Regions from separate parts of the Mus musculus genome. Here region 2 is linked to region 1. The links are chromatin loops, found by intact Hi-C in ENCODE. Cell type or tissue: left cerebral cortex. All regions are shown on one strand. Links, peaks and the distances in the headings refer to the core of each region. The heading gives the core; the rest is flanking DNA.

Evidence for each region. Peaks named below come from ENCODE experiments on the same cell type or tissue, not always from the same donor. Only the 100,000 strongest peaks of a DNase experiment are listed, where the experiment ranks them.
Region 2: a loop joins it to region 1, with 4 times the contacts of the local background. A loop is called at or near these places in 2 of 42 quality-filtered maps.

Annotation. Positions count from the first base shown.
Region 1 is chr11:98,453,822-98,462,153 of GRCm38, forward strand. Grb7 (growth factor receptor bound protein 7) reads left to right here. Exons shown (of 15, transcript NM_010346.2): 10 at 1-52; 11 at 151-267; 12 at 400-460; 13 at 577-664; 14 at 762-855; 15 at 1,038-1,552. The coding sequence ends at 1,184. It also overlaps a transcript of Mien1 not described here. Among named protein-coding and RNA genes, the nearest start is that of Grb7, 11 kb to the left of the region's middle. In left cerebral cortex, for the core only: CTCF peaks have their summits at 1,848 (motif pointing right) and 4,030; DNase peaks (open chromatin) are centred at 3,742 and 3,992; H3K4me3 peaks cover 1,213 bases; H3K27ac peaks cover 654 bases.
Region 2 is chr11:98,243,481-98,251,812 of GRCm38, forward strand. Cdk12 (cyclin-dependent kinase 12) reads left to right here. Exons shown (of 14, transcript NM_001109626.1): 12 at 1-92; 13 at 1,737-2,189; 14 at 6,203-8,332. The coding sequence ends at 6,909. Among named protein-coding and RNA genes, the nearest start is that of Mir5119, 15 kb to the right of the region's middle. In left cerebral cortex, for the core only: a CTCF peak has its summit at 4,049 (motif pointing right); a DNase peak (open chromatin) is centred at 4,009.

The sequences.
Region 1 (8,332 bases), core at 104-8,103:
GCAGGCCCAGTCTCGTCACCTGCGCCTATCCTATTTGGGGTCTCCACCCTTGGTGAGTGTACTCTTCTGGGGTACGGGAAAGAGAAGTGGGTATGCAGGCTCAGGGCAGCGATTCTGACCCTTCCCCTCTTCATTCTGTCCTCTCTTCAGAGGAGCGTCTCAGACAATACCCTAGTGGCTATGGACTTCTCTGGCCATGCGGGGCGTGTCATTGATAACCCCCGGGAAGCTCTGAGTGCCGCCATGGAGGAGGCCCAGGCCTGGAGGGTAAGGGCCTTCACCCATCTGAGCCTCTGCTGCACTGGTTCCCAGTGGGCTTTCATGGAGTGGGAGGAGGAAGAGGGTGTGGGGAGGCAGTGGGTACCAAGGGTACCCTGACTTCCATGTCTCCCATTGCAGAAGAAGACAAACCACCGTCTGAGCCTGCCCACCACATGCTCTGGCTCGAGCCTCAGCGCAGGTGGGTGATGGTCTAGAATCCCTAGGGTGGGCTACGTTGCTACTCGGAGTGGTCTTGGCTGGGGTGGGGGAGTTCCCTTCCCTGAATGATCAACATTTCTTTTCCTCTGACCCCAGCCATTCATCGCACCCAGCCCTGGTTTCATGGACGCATCTCTCGGGAGGAGAGCCAGCGGCTAATTGGACAGCAGGGCCTGGTGGATGGGTAAGGGGCTGGGCTGGGCTGGGTAACAGACCTGGGGACCAACAAGGAAGCAGCTGCAACCAGGAGTCCCTGATAATGCTGCTTTGTCTCCCCCAAGTGTGTTCCTGGTCCGGGAGAGCCAGAGGAACCCACAGGGCTTTGTCCTGTCCTTGTGCCATCTGCAGAAAGTCAAGCATTATCTCATTTTGCCAGTGAGTAACTAACTCCCTTACTCCTAAGGTGGGTTCTTGTAGCCTGGGAACCATGACTTGAAGCCCCACGATGCACCTCCTTTCTCCCTGTACAAGAAACGGGGGGCCAATTGCTGTCCCCACCCACGGGCTGCTCCTCTGCCCGGGACCCCTCCCTGACCTGCCTTCTGGCCACACCACAGAGCGAAGATGAAGGTTGCCTTTACTTCAGCATGGATGAGGGCCAGACCCGTTTCACAGACCTGCTGCAGCTGGTAGAATTCCACCAGCTGAACCGAGGCATCCTGCCCTGCCTGCTGCGCCACTGCTGTGCCCGTGTGGCCCTCTGAGGCCGCACAAGCTACTGCAGCCATGGGTTTGCCTACCACCTTTCTGTTCTGTGGACTCGGTGCAGGTGGGTGGGGTGGTAAACAGTGGAAGAGCTCCTCCCCCCAATTTTATCCCATTTTTTAAAAACCTCTCTCAACCAGTGAAACATCCCCTAAACCTGTCCATCCCTGACTCCTGTCCCCAAGGGAGGCATTGTGGTCCTGTCCCCTTGGTAGAGCTCCTGAGGTACTGTTCCAGTGAGGGGCATTATGAGAGGAGCGGGGCAGCCCAGGAGGTCTCATACCCCACCCGTAATCTGTACAGACTGAGAGGCCAGTTGATCTGCTCTGTTTTATACCAGTAGCAATAAAGATTATTTTTTGATACATCTGTGAGTCCTGTCTGGCAAGAACATGTCAGAGAACCAGCAGAGGTGAAGGTCTTGGTCAACTAGAATATACCCTGAGGACAAAAATGGTGTCAGCTGCCAGAGAGCGTCCAAATCCTAGCAGGTATCCTGGCGCAGCCTGGAGTGTCAGTCAATACTGGTTAAATGGATGAATGGACACTGAATAACAAGGAATGGTGCTTTTCTTTCATTTTTTTTTTAAACTTAAAATTATGTCTGTGTGTATATAAGTATGTGTGTGAGTGCACGCAAATGTTCAAGGAGGCCAGAAGGGGGCGCTGGATCCCTCCAAGCTGTAGTTAGAGTCAGCTGTGTGCTGATATGGATGTTGGTAACCAAACTCAGGTCTTCCACAAGAGTAGTACATGCCTTTAACCACTGGGCCATCTCTTCAGTCCCCCTCCTCCAAGGGACTGGGCTTTTCTGACAGCCTAGATCTGGGACCTGTGATGCATGCCTAGAATCTCAGCACTCCGGCAGCAGCTACAGGAAGAAGAGTTCAGGGCCAGCCTGGGCTGTATGAGACCCTGTCTCACCACCTCCCTTCTCTCCACAAACCAAAGCAAGACGAGTCAGCAGTTGGTGGACAATGAGTCCTGACTGACAGACGGATGCCACAGGGGAGAGTGGTCTCACTTCCCTCACGCCCCTGTTTTCTACCAACCTCTTCGCCCTCTCTGCAGTCCCCAGATCTGCTCTCTGTCCCTATAGTCTCCCTCACTCAGAAAGCCTGGAAGGGAAGGGACACGCAGCCCCGAGTCTGTCTTCTCTCTCCAGCCCGTCCTTCAACTTCCAGAGTGAGTTCTGTACTGTGCAAGTGTGCCCACTGCTCAGCCAGGCTGTGTTTTCCCAGAGTTTCATCCCTTCACTGAACGGGAGCCTTAAAAGAACGCACGTCCAACGACACCTGCACCTCCTCCTCCAGTTGGAGAACAGTTTTTAGAATGTGAATCCTAAGTAGATTGTATTTTGAAAAAAAAAAAAAATCAAACAACTTTGATTCCATCAAACTCATTTCCCAGAAATACAAGAACACATGAGTTGACATGAGACAGTTATCAAAATCTGGACCAGGAAACAGGATAGCTCAATTTCTACTTCAGTGACAGAAATGACAAGAAATTTAGACATGACAGCGAAATGACACAAACTCGCTGTAAAAATATATTCACGAGTAACTGGGGGACCAAGATGAGTCATCCTTTAAGCCTGTCTGAGGAGTTAATCTGTCCCCCCCAAGAAAACCCAGCACCTGAAGTCCCAGGCAGGGGAGCTCACCCCTTCTATGTCAACTAGCAGGTCAGAATCCCTGAGATCGACAGGCCTTCCACTTTACACATAGGAAACTGAGCCTCAGAAAGAGTGACCCACCTGGGGTCACAGAGAAAGTTAGAAACGGCCAGTCCAGCCTGCAGACCGTAGATACCATCTTTTCCAGCCCTGGGGGAGGATGGGGGGGGGTGCTAAGAGCTATGAGGGATGGCATCTACCACCTGGTGGGAGGAGAGACCCTAGTTCTGCAAGTTGTCCTCTGACTTCCTCTGCTACACATGTATCATGGCCTGTGACCTTCCATATAAATAAATAAATAAATAAATAAATAAATAAATAAATAAATAAATAAATAGTTTTGAGGGCTTTCAGAGTGGCTCAGCGGCAGGGTATCAGTGGTTGGAAATGGGCCTTGTGATTGGAGTTGAGGAAAAGCTGTGTGGGAGTGAGACGTGCTGTGGGCACACCACGCACACGTGATTATGGAAGGCTTGTGCATCCTTTAACCTGCCAGTTTCTAAGGCCTGGCACACGGTAGAACCCCTTCCTTCTGGGTACCTGCCTACTTTCCCCGTCGGATTCCAGCATATTTTAACCTCCGCCAACCCTGGTCTACCCTGCTCTCTCACAATCATCAGTTTCTATACGGATTTCACAGTTTTGGGTTCCCTCCTCCCAAGCTGTAGAGCCGCCCAGTCCCACGCGTCTAAGGGATGAACTTGGTATTCTTCCTGCAACCCCTCACCACTGGACGACGGGGTGGTGAAGGGACCTGGAGTGGGTTTAGTGAATAAAGAGAGGCTCCAGGCTGGTGAGACCGGGTTGGAGTTGGAGAGCGCATGCACGCCGGGAGTCCCACCCACACAGATGTGTGCAAGGTGATCCGGTGTCCATGGCTGCCCTCCTGCGGCCAACTCGCCTGCACGACAACACAATTGCTGACAACCTGACGTTTTTTTTGAACGAGGACCCAAATACTCGCCGTCGGTCCCTGGACCCTTCCTAGGGTCTGCAGCGACATCACATCTTGAATCCTTCCCCGCGCAGCGCCGTGCCGGCAGGTGCGCGCAGCAGCCTCGGGTTGGCGCCCCGCGAGCCCCCCCCCGCCCCCCCCGCCCCCCCCCCCCGGGATCCCGAGCGAGTCCAGCCACGCGGCTGCAGTGTCACCCAGCGGCCATTCCTGGAACTACAGGCGACACCTCCCGAGGTTCCCCTGCCCCTCCCCCGTTTCAAAGCCGCGCTCAGGGGCGCGGGGAGCTCCTACCTCGCTGCAGTGCCCGGAAGGGCGGGGCGCGGCGCGGCGCAGCGATGGCGCTGGGCTGTGACCCTGGCGGTTTCACTTCTGGATCCCGCTTTGCTGGGAGAGGAGGACTTGGGTGGGGAGGGCAAGGGCGGTACCTGCGGGCAGGCGGGGTCTGGCGCTCGGGACCCCTGGGGTGTCACGCGACCCACGCCTTCCTGCACTTACCTTCCACCCGCCCCGCCCCCTCCTCCCCCAGGCTCCATTCCGCGGTCCCCAGATCTGTTGCGTGTCCGCAGCGGCCACCGCCCCGTCGAGGCTGCAGACCCCCAAGAGGCGCTGGGCGGCGTGGGCGGCAGAAGGGGAGAGCTGTGAAGCCGCAGGCTCCGGGTTAATCTGCAGGCTGCTGGGACGCCTGGCTGTTTCTCAGAAATATAGCTGCCCCTTCCCTCACCCTCTTGGCTCCCACCTTGCACCTCACCCTTTCACCTCTCCGGAGCCCTTCCTGGGTTGTCTCTCCTAGGTTCCCTGACCCCAGGAATCGGTATCCACCCTGAGAAAGGGGTGTAGGGCACCCCAACCCCCACATCCAGAGCTTCCCACAGATGAAGAGTCAGGAGGAGCCTGGTACCTCTCTGTCCTTACAGACAATTGAGAAAGTGACCTCTTGCGAGAATGTTAGGCTACACTCTTCACCTCCCGTGGCCACCCTCTAGAAGCCCCGAGGTGTAGAGAAAGGAACGGGAACAGGATTCTCTCTCCCCGGGGTTTGTTTTTGTTGTTAGAGGACAGGTCTCTAGAGTCTACTAGAGCAATGGGGTTGACGTTGAGCTTAGAGTCCCAGCCCAAAGAAATCGGAAAGATTCACGACTCCAGGGAAAATTAAAGTCCAGAAAGTGAAACACTCGAGGTCACACAGCAAGTCGTGAGGCTAAGACTGAGACCGGAATATGAGTACCAGCACCCAAGCTGTCCAGAGCTTTGCTGAGGTCCTCTCTCCCTAAAACACACACAGGAAAGGCTGAGAATGTCATTCCAGTGGGGGTGGGATGGGGCTTGAGCTGGTGGTGGGACAAAGTTGGGGGAGGAGGTAGCACGTGCCCCCCTGGTTCCCATCCAGAGCTGTGGTTTATTTGACTGGGCTGCTCTTCTGGGCCAGGGGGCAGAGGGGTGGTGGTGGGGTTGATGGGAAAAAGATTCTGGGGCTTCCTGCCCCCTCACTACTGGGTAGGGGGCGGCGGTGGCGGTGGTGGCAGGTTACATCACTCACAGGCACTCTAACCTCCGTTCTTTCCATCGGAGACCTTTTTCCTTGTGCTTGTTACATATGGGGGGAAAGCTCTGCTATTTGGGGGCAGGGAGGCAGCTGCAGACTTCACAGGTCAAGACAAGAGTTAAAAACAAAACCGCAACAAACTCAACACCCGTGTCCTTCAGGGACTTTCCATGACACCTTCCTTCCCCCTTTCCCCCAAGCCAAGGAGCACCTCCCTAGAGGGCCTCCCCAGCCCAGGTGCAGTGGCTTTTGGCTTTTATGCAAACAACCGTCTGCCCGGGGATGCTCCAGGGGCAGAACTTAGGGCCTGGGTGAACCATCCCACTTTACCACTTACCTCGGGCCAATCCTGGCAGTCTGGACTCTAATGCCCTGGGGGTTTAAGGATGGGTTGGAGGGAGAGGAACTTGGTCCTTGGCCTCCCTGCCCTCAGGTGGCAGTTGCTTGCAGGTGGAGGTTTGGGTCCTTCAAACTTGCAGGTGGCCTGGGTTGTGCAGTGATGTTGGGGGTGGGGAAGTCTGCAGGTGTCGGGTGGCTTCTCTTGCTGGGCTCATCACCCCTTTAAGGCAACACTGGTCCCTGGAGCTAGGGAAACTTAGGCTGGAAAGAATACCCCCTCCCCCATCTCCTCGGAAAAAGAGTTCAAGGCCTCCTTGTCTTCCCTTTCTCTCCCGCAGCTGATTCTGCTTGGGAGGGAGTGGGCTTGGGGAAGTCCACATATATGTCTGGCTTTTGACTAAGGGAAAGCTACTTTTAAATGCTTTACTCTAACATACAAGGCTAGGCTGCTCTCCATCCTCTTCTGCGCTGAAGGAGTTGCTGCTCTAAGTCCTCAAGCATGTCAGCGGTAGAGCTGTTTGACCCCACCACTGATCTGCTTAGGACTGAACTTACTAAATCCAAATTGCAGAAGCCCCGAGGCAGACATGTGTGTCCAACCTTTTGACATCATGATATGATGGTATCATCTGCAAAGTCCCCATCCGAGAACTGCACGAGCAAATGCATCGAAACCTTCATGTTTAAGTTGATGGCTTGTGTGTTGGATCGCGTTCAGGGTTATCCTTGGCTATACGTGATCCAGGAGGGGCCTAGGTTCTACATGCCTTTGGGTGAGTCTATATGAACTGGGCAGGAGGCTAGAGCAGTCGTACCCCTCCAACTGTCTTGAGTAAACACTGGATAATAAGGCAGGGATGTATCATTCTTTTTTGGGAGTCTCCCATGCCACACTTCAACTGAAGTTTGGGTCCCCGAGTATCTACAGACTGTATGTAACTTGGCTGAGTTTAATGAGTGCAACCTTGAGTTTCTCACTGTTTCTGAGAGCCTCAGTTGAGAACTTCCTTGACTTCCCTGCCTATCTCAAAGGCTCTCTGTTGGAGGGGAGGGTGGTGAAGCAATGTAGATCAGGGAGATGTTCTGGGGGTGTTGTTCCTGGTATGTCCCTGTCCACTGGAATCCCTAGTGAATTTCAAAGAGTTGTGTAGATCCAGAACCCTGCTATGGCCTCAGAGACCAGTGGTGCACCATAGCAGGCTCAGCAGTGTGCCTGGGGTGAGACTTCTGTGGTAATTCCACTGATTTTGAGACTTAGACTTTAAGAAAAACCTAAGACAAAATGATGGAAATATTCCTCTGGGCAGAATGTCCTGTGGACATTCTGACAGGAGCCATGACAAATGACAGACATACACCAGGACTAATTTTAAACACATCAGGATTATATTTATTTATCACTGTTAAAAAAAAATTAAACACAGTAAAGAAAACTTGACAATACTAGCAAGCTGCTTTATACAGGAGATGCAGTCCTTACATTCTGGCGAGGTTAGCAAGGGCTTCACTCAAAGTGGACTTTGGAGAGACGGTATGGGGTGGGGAGTACAGGCCTGAATCCTGATGGAGGGATTCAGGTAAATCTCTAGAGGGAGGAGGGAAGAGAGACACCAGTGCAAGGGATGTTTCTGAGAAACACAGGCAGGGGGAGGCTGATAGCACAGGCCTTGTGGTAACTTCTAGGTGAGGGTCCCCTGAGCTCCAAGCCTCCTTTTGTTCTTCTCTCGTCAACTCTGCAGGTGAGGGTCATTCACAGACCACACATGTGGTGACTTTGACAACCAGAAATTAAAAATAAGCTATGGTTTTTTCCAGTAGCCAAAATGATCCTTCCTCCCCGCCTCCCCCCCCCCCCCCCCCACCGGGGGCTCACTGAGCATATAAAAACCACAGTCTGGGTGAAGGTATGTCTGCTTTTCAAATGACCTGCTAATTCTTCACAACCCACAGTAATTTGGTTTCCGTGAATCCACAGAGGCAGGCCAAGCAGGAAGGGCTTTGCCAGTGAGCCTGGAAAGGTCTCATATCGATGAGTCACTGGCTGCCACACCGGTCAATTTTAAAGGCTGCTCCACTTCCCTAACATGTTAAAAATGTGTGTCTCTTTTTGGGAGGTAAAGAAATAGGGCTGTGCTTGAGAAAGGTAGGGAACCCAGTGGGGCTACTACTCTCTGGGCTCTCAGGAATGGGCTCCCTAGAGTGAAAGAGGGCGGGGACCCTCTGGAAAGACTGTGAGGGCTAATGGCTGTAGTCTCACAGACATGGAGGGAGCAAAGCTATTCTACTGTCCTGGTGAAAGGCCATGAAAGGCTGTATGTGGCTCACTTACAGCGGCTCCAGATTCTTAAGCTCTATGCCACACAACACTAAGAAACTGCTAGTTAGGCATCGGTGGCCTCCGTTTGCCATGGCACTGGCCCCAGTGTGATCCTGAACATTTTCATGTCCTTCGAACCAGATGCAGGAAGCTACAGTAGAAACCTTACGCTTGCACAGTGTTAACCTCCCTTCCCCCAAAGCAACTTTACAGACAAGACTGCAGCCAACTCCACAAAACTCTGGAAGGTGGATATTATTAGGACCTTCATTTTAAAATCAAAGCGTGAATGTTCCAGTTTTGGATAACAACCGA
Region 2 (8,332 bases), core at 254-8,253, 210 kb before region 1:
AGGGACAACAGCTGAGCCTGTGAAAAACAATAGCCCAGCACCACCTCAGCCTGCTCCTGTCAAGGCAGAGCCTGGTCCAGGGGATGCAGTAGGTCAGTGCTAGCATGGAGCCTCTGTTTCTATTAAGTACACTTAAGTAGATTTTGAGGACAAGATGCATATATGTCCATATCACTGTGGTTTTATCCACTGGAACATTAGAAAACCAATTGATATCCTAATTTCTTTTTTTTCTTTGTTTTTGTTTTTCGAGACAGGGTTTCTCTGTGTAGCCCTGGCTGTCCTGGAACTCAATCTGTAAACCAGGCTGGCCTCGAACTTAGAAATCCGCCTGTCTCTGCCTCCCAAGCACTGGGATTAAAGGCGTGCACCACCACGCCCGGCTCTTCTGATATCATTTCTAAGGAGAAATAAATCTTACTTTTTGCATATAGGTCAAAAGTTTGCAGTAGGATATTTTCATTCCTTGAAATACAGAATACTATATCTTACTTAAATTATGTGTGGAAGAAACCAATCAAATTTGTAAAATTTAAGATTAGTTTACTCATGGATGGGTGTGTGTGTGTGTGTTTGTGTGTGTATATGTGTGTGTATGTATGAGTGAGCATGTACATCTGTGCACCTTTTGTACTTAATGCCTCCAGGTGTCAAAAGTGGATGTCAAATCTTCTGGGACTGGAGTTACAATTATGAGGAGAAGTATGGGTGCTAGGAATCAAACCCATTAAACACTGAGCCACCCCTCTAGCCCTGACTCAACAGCTTTTGAGCAGTAATTTAAAGTTGTTATGTTAGGTTTGATAAGGCTTTAGAATCCAGTCAAATTAAATCACAATTGCTAAATGTAGTTAGTTCTGTAGACTTATTTCTTGACCTATATATTAAAATTGTGTCAAAATAACCATTATGACAAAGTATTTATCACTTTTTTAAACTGCCGATCTATTTCATTTTCCATTCTCTATCGACCCAAAGACCATGATTTTACCATCTTCCTGTCTCAGCCTTCAAAGATTGCAGTGTTATTTTCTACATTTGGAACACGTTAGAATCTTCCAGAAAACTTGAAAAATAAATTCCCTCAGATCAGTGTGGTGGCAGATAACTGTAGCACAACACTGCTGACTCTGAGTCAGGAGGCTCAGATATTCACAGTTATCTTTCAGTACACACCAACTTTGAGGCTAGCCTGGGATACACAAGATAATTAAGCCTTAAATAAATGCCAAATTTCTTGGCACATTAGGCCCTTAATTCTTAAATCCATCCTAGCAGTTTTTACATATAATGTTGAAAATCACTGACTAAAGTGGAGAGACAAAATATAGTCACTTTTATATATAGTCCAGAGATGCTTTGGTTAGTCCTTGTGTTTAATTTGTTGTTTTCATTTTTATTTATTTTATTGGAGGTGGCACATAATGTGTGTAGAGGTCAGAGGACAGCTTGTAGGAGTTGGTTCTCTCTGGTACATGGGTCCTGGTCTTTATACAGCTGTCAGGCTCAGTGGCCAGTGCCTTTTACCTCATGTAGCATCGCACCTGTCCAAGTCTTTGCATTTTAAAACAAGAATAAAAAATAAACTGTGATGTAATAATCTGAGATAGTAAATTATGTGGGATTCAAAATGAAACTGTGCCTTTAGATATTATAAATTGCTTTTGTCAGTTGAAGAAGACCAAGGGCCTTGCCCTTCAATGTCATCTCATATTGGCTTCACTCTTGTCCCACAGGCCTTGGTGACATCACACAGCAGTTGAATCAAAGTGAATTGGCAGTGTTATTAAACCTGCTTCAGAGCCAAACTGACCTGAGCATCCCTCAGATGGCACAGCTGCTTAATATCCACTCCAATCCAGAGATGCAACAGCAGCTTGAAGCCTTGAATCAGTCTATTAGTGCACTGACTGAAGCCAGTTCCCAGCAGCAGGACTCAGAATCCATAGCCCCTGAAGAATCATTGAAGGAGGTACCTTCTGTACCTGTGGTCCTGCCTCCTGCTGAACAGACAACTCCTGAAGCTTCAAACACACCAGCTGACATGCAGAATGTGTTGGCAGTTCTCTTGAGTCAGCTGATGAAAACCCAAGAGCCAGCAGGTAACCTGGAGGAAAACACCAATGACAAGAATAGTGGGCCACAGGGGCCCCGAAGAACTCCTACAATGCCACAGGAGGAGGCAGCAGGTAAACAGACCGGTCATGAATCTCATTGAGCTCAGGTGCTGTTGATCCTCTTAAAAATCTCTTAATGTTTTCTTTTTCACAACATTGGTCTCAGTTTCAGTTTTCTGTAATCTAGTTTACAGGAGGACATAGCACCAAATGATGTATTTCTTGACCAGCCTATTCATTTAAGTCTCAAAGCACCTTTCATATATTGATAATTTTTCCAATTAATGAGATACTGGTAAGTAAAGCCCCTGTATTCTAATCAAGAAAACCAAAGCTGTAGATCGTGACATATCTTGAAGCAGTATGTGATAGCAAGCTAGTCCTAGAGAACCTGACTTTAAAATAAACAGCAAATTATTCTTCATATCTAGTGGAGTGGATCCTGGATACCAGAATCTTATGTGGAAGAAACAGTCAAGAAAGCCCTAATAAAATACCATTTCAGTACCTGAAAATAATCAGGGAATTGTTTTGAGCAGACAAACACCTTATATTTTCTTTCCAAACAGTAATAGTACCTAAAAGTGGTTATTTTAAGTCTGTTTATGAAAGGGACAATGGAATCAGGAAGTAAGCATTATGAAAAGAAAAAACAAAGTCTAGAGGTAAAAAAAAATGTTATGCCATATGTCACATGACCACACCATTGCAGTATTAGAGGTGAAGCACTCTAATCAATTCTGAGTCACAAATCCGTTTGAAAAATCTTACTATCTGAAAGTGTTTTCAACTTGGCCTTGAAGATCCCATGAATTGGGGAATAAGAAGAGACACAGACTGAAGAGGTATACTAACTCTGAACTTTAGGAATCTGCATTTACATTTCATTTGGGTTGGTACATAATATATATTCTTTATTTTCACTAGTATAAGGTCAAATACATATTCTGTTTTTTCATATGTGAAAAAGTATTCAAACTGAAAGACAATAAAATTAACCTTTTGTTTTTTGACCAGGTAAACTGCATCATAAGAAATTTAAGTAAATCTGTCTGTGATCTGCTGTTATTAGCAGACAAAGCTAATACACTCATATGTCTTGATTCACATTGCTGTTCTCTATGATGATTTGAGTGGTTTTAATAGGCATGGTAATAGAAAAGGCTGGAGAGATGGCTCCGAAGTTAACACTGGCTGCTCTTGCCAAGGACCTGGTTCAATTCCTAGCACCTTTATAGTGGCTCACAGTTGCCTGTAACTCATATTCCAGAGGTTGTTATTCCCTCTCCTGAACTCCACAGGGACCAGGTACACAAATGGCAAACAGACATACATACAGGCAAAACACTTGTATAATAAAAATAAATAAAGATATAAATTTAAATAAAGAAAAGGATATGTAGAATTAAAGGAGGTTTTTCATCTCCTGTCTCAGATTCTGATCCTACCCGGTCATCCCTCAATAAGTAAATAACAATTTTCAACTCAGTCAAAGTACCTGAAAGATCTTTGTCAAATTAAATAACATCCTGATTGAGCAGTGTTCACCAAATAATTCAACAATTTATCAACTACATCATAAAGTTGAACTGAAAATACGCCATAACATATAGCTAGAAATTAAATACGCTTTTTAGAGGAGAATGTAAAAATGCCACAGCTAAAGATGAATAGAAATGTTGGGCATGGTGTACATTTTTGATCGTAGTGCTCAGGAGGCCAACCTGGTCCATCCAGCAAGGCCCTGTTTCAAAACCACACACACACAAACACCAAAATCCACAAGTGATATTATAGTCATTCCTGAATTATCTAGTGTGTTTGCAGGGTTTGTTTTGTTTTGTTTTTTACCATAAATTGACTTCAAAACTTTAAGATCCTGCCACCATACACCTCTTACTTGGCCATTGCACCGTTGATTAACACTTCCACCAGAGGGCAGACTGTATAAACCAGAAAGGTGATCTTAATTTGGCAATTTAGTTTTTCTTTCTGTACTTGTTAAGAAAGAGTAGTGGTTGAAATCTAATAAAAAGAAAAAATTTAAGCTATTTTTACATTTATTTACCTCCTTCATTAGTACAAAACTATTAATAGAGTGACAACATCAATACTTTAAATCTGAGAAAAATATGGTTTATAATTTATAGTTTTAGTTTTAATTCCTTTAAATAAGCTTTATTAACTTCAGTAGTTCTTAACGAAAAGTTACATAACTGGAAGAATATAAATTTAAACTGGCACTTGTTTTTTGTTTGTTTTCTTCCAGTATTAAAAACTTGGTGATTGTTTTTATTTCTTCTAATGTCATTGGTACTTTGATATCCTTATAAAGGGAGATAAGTAGTATTGGCAGTAAAACACATTGAAATATAATATATGGTTATAGTTCAATTACCTTATCATTTCAGGTTATTTATTCTCCAAATTGTAAATTTTCAGTAGCTGATTTCTTCTGCCTTAAATACATTTTTCCCTGCTACTCAGCTGACCAGCCAGTGAACACATAACTTGGAGTTACATGTTGTAAAGTGGACTATTCTGTTTCAAAACTGAAAGTTGATACCCTGCCTCCCTGGCTTGTGCCCCCAAACTCAGAAACTCTCAAACTGTTTACTTTTATTTATTTCATATACCATCTGGCCTCAGTTTTCGCTACACAATGTTAAAATTGTTTTATTTTTGGGGGGTTTTTTTGCCTTTTTTTTTTTTTTTTTTTTTGGACAGGCTTTCTTTATGTAGCTTTGGCTGTCCTAGAACTCACTCTATAGAGAGCAGGCTGACCTCAAACTCAGAGATATAGCTGCCTGACTCTGCTTCCTGAGTGCTGGGAGTGCCACCACCACCCAGCTTGTATATTGTTTTGAGCTTTCATCTACATACTTGGGGAGTACAAATTTCATTACTATTGTCTTTACAAAGTATATGCAAGATAATTGTGCTATAGGAATACCAAATTGTAACCAAAAACTGGTTTTGGCTTGTCTAAGTAATGACATTACATCACTAACTAATAAAATAGAAGAAAATGTTTTAAAATGTTCCCATAAGGAAAAGAAAAATTGGTCATTTGTAAGATAAGACCAAAACAACAATCCTTTTTTTAAAAGCAGCTTGAATGACAATCCTGAAGACATTAATCTTACTAGTTTTTTTCTCACTAGTTTTGTGTGGCCTCAAACTCATGTCATTTTCTCTCTTTTAATCTTGCCCTCGTAAGAATTCATTTTCAGGCAAATATAGACAGCAATGAAAGAGCAGAAGTCTGGGGACATGGTTCAAGAAAGATCTCAGTAATAATTGAGTTTACTATTATTAGTTCAGTAAGGATGAACACATTTTTGTCAACAGTACAGTTCTATGTGATTTTTCTTTTCATAGCATTTAAAAATATGCAGAAGGTAAGAAAACAAAATTGAAAATTATAATAGGATTACTTTGGTCTTTGTAATTATTACAATTATTCATGAAGCTGTGGTTGGTTAATAACACTTCTTGAGGATATGGTTATAGAGAGAAATGACTAATTTGGAGAAGCAAAATGTCCTTTTATACATGTTGAGAAGTTTTTTTTTTCCTTGATTGCATCTCTCCTGTTGTATTTCAGGTTGATTTTCTATCATCAAACACTGTAAATGTGTTAGCCAGGTTTACACATTGTACAGAAAGATTATGTCCGAGAAATTTGACCACAGAGTGTATATTGTTCTTTCTCATCTTCCTTCTTTCTGCTTTGTTTTCAATAATGTTTTGATCTAACAGCAGAAGGGATGGAGAGGTTGCCAACAATCTGCATATTAGAACAGTTCTTTAAAGAAGAAAATCTCAAAACAAAAATATTTAGGACAGTCATTTGAAACATAACATCTTTTTATACCAGCCGTCAGATCCAGAATGCAACTGTTTTATTTCTAATCACTTTATTATTTTATTCATAAATTTCAGTTTCCTGGTCCCAGGTTTTTTTCCTTTTACTATATCTGGTTACATGTATTGGTATTTATTTATGTTGGACAGTATGTGTTTGTGTTTATAATCACATGTGATTTTTAAGATGGTATTTAAAAGAAGTAACCCTTCCACAGCATGTCCTCCTCACATTCTTCCACCAGAGAAGAGGCCCCCTGAGCCCCCTGGACCTCCACCGCCGCCACCTCCACCCCCTCTGGTTGAAGGCGATCTTTCCAGCGCCCCCCAGGAGTTGAATCCCGCCGTGACAGCCGCCTTGCTGCAACTTTTATCCCAGCCTGAAGCAGAGCCTCCTGGCCACCTGCCACATGAGCACCAGGCCTTGAGACCAATGGAATACTCCACCCGATCCCATCCAAACAGGACTTACGGAAATACTGATGGGCCTGAGACAGGGTTCAGTTCCGCTGACACTGATGAACGCAGTTCTGGTCCAGCCTTGACAGAATCTTTGGTTCAGACCCCGGTGAAGAACAGGACCTTCTCAGGCTCTGTGAGCCACCTTGGGGAGTCCAACAGCTACCAGGGCACAGGGTCAGTGCAGTTCCCAGGGGACCAGGACCTCCGTTTTACCAGGGTTCCCTTAGCATTACACTCAGTGGTTGGGCAACCATTCCTCAAGTCTGAGGGAAATAGCAACTCTGTGGTACATGCAGAGACCAAATTGCAAAACTATGGGGAGCTGGGACCGGGAACCACTGGGGCCAACAGCTCAGGAACAACGCTTCAGTGGGGGGGCCCAGCTCAGTCTTATGGAAAACCCTACAGGGGGGCTGCAAGAGTCCTACCACGAGGGGGAAGAGGGAGAGGAGTTCCTTATTAACACAGAGACATCAAATGCCCTGAAAGATTCCTTCCCTATCCATCTTTCCATCTAGTTCTATGAACCTTTAATGAAATCACCTGCCAGAGCAAGGTAATCATCTGCATTTGGCTACTACAATGCTGTCTGTTGTTTTCACTTGCTGCTAGCAGGCAAGTCAACCATGTTGGCACCAGTTCTTCCAAAATGGGGCAATAGCCAGAATATTTACTTCCGCTCTGTGTACGAGCTATAGTAGAAATATATGGAGAGAAAGACACATTCAATTGAAAAATAATTGTTCCATTAGCTCATTGCCTGCACTTGAGCAGAAGAGAACTATTTTGTTTTGAGATGGCTCTGGAGAGGCTTTGATTTTTTTTAAAATTATTTGTTTTATTTTCTTGTGTGTGTATGTATGTGTGTGTGTATATAGTTTGTTTTGAATTTTTATTTAGTTTCCTACCCCAAACTCCCTACCGCCCTTGAAAGAGAAGAGTATTCAAAAGATCTGAGCTCCTCTAAGGCCTTTGCTAGAAGGGTAACAGTGGACTGGCTGGCTCAAATGTTTCCTTCCTCTCTACCATCTCATATTTTTGCTTCAGTGATCACTCCCTTTACCCCTGTTGAGTATCTTGTACATACCTTTTTCCAAATAAATCATCCTTATGTTTGCTCAATTTTGACAAAAGTTATGTCCCTCTTCCTGCACACGCAGCAGGCTGTAGACAGTGGCGTTCTCAGGCGAGGAGGCAGACTTCACCCAATCCTTGGTTTTTGCTTGTTTACTTGTCCCTCTCTCCCTCTTTTCTTTTTTTCTCCTTCCTCCCTTGTGTGTTCACCCCTATTATTCTCTTTGTCTCTTTTTGAGGCATTTGTTTGAAAAAAATACATAGTAGAGATGCCCGGGAACCTGGAATAATACTTTGCCCTTTTCTTTTTCCTTTTTTCTTTTCTTTTTTTTTTTTTTTTAATAAAGGAAAGGAAATTCAAACTCCTACATTGTTCTCCGTAACTCTTCAATTCTAAGATTTTTGTTTTGTTTTTGTTTTTTTAAGCCACGTTCTGATGGGAAGTTGATTTGTTAATGGACAGCATAGGACATTGCTGCTGAGCCATGGTTAGAAATGATACCACCATACCTACCTAGAGGGGTAATAAGATCAGTAAGCATGTTTACATGAATATTTTTGTGTTTTAAAAAAAGAAGAAAACTTTAGAACAGAGCCTTGTGATATTGTCAGAGGAAATTCCTGAAAATACATGAGCACATAACCTAGTTTAGGTTATATATCTGAAGATTTATCAGTTCCTGATACCTTTAAAGAACAATTTTTAACAGAGTCCATCAGAAAGAACAGTATTGATAAGTATATGTCTCAGCATGTACATCCAACCATTTCTTACAGGGATCATTTTTGATTGTGGTAAAGAGTGTAGTACG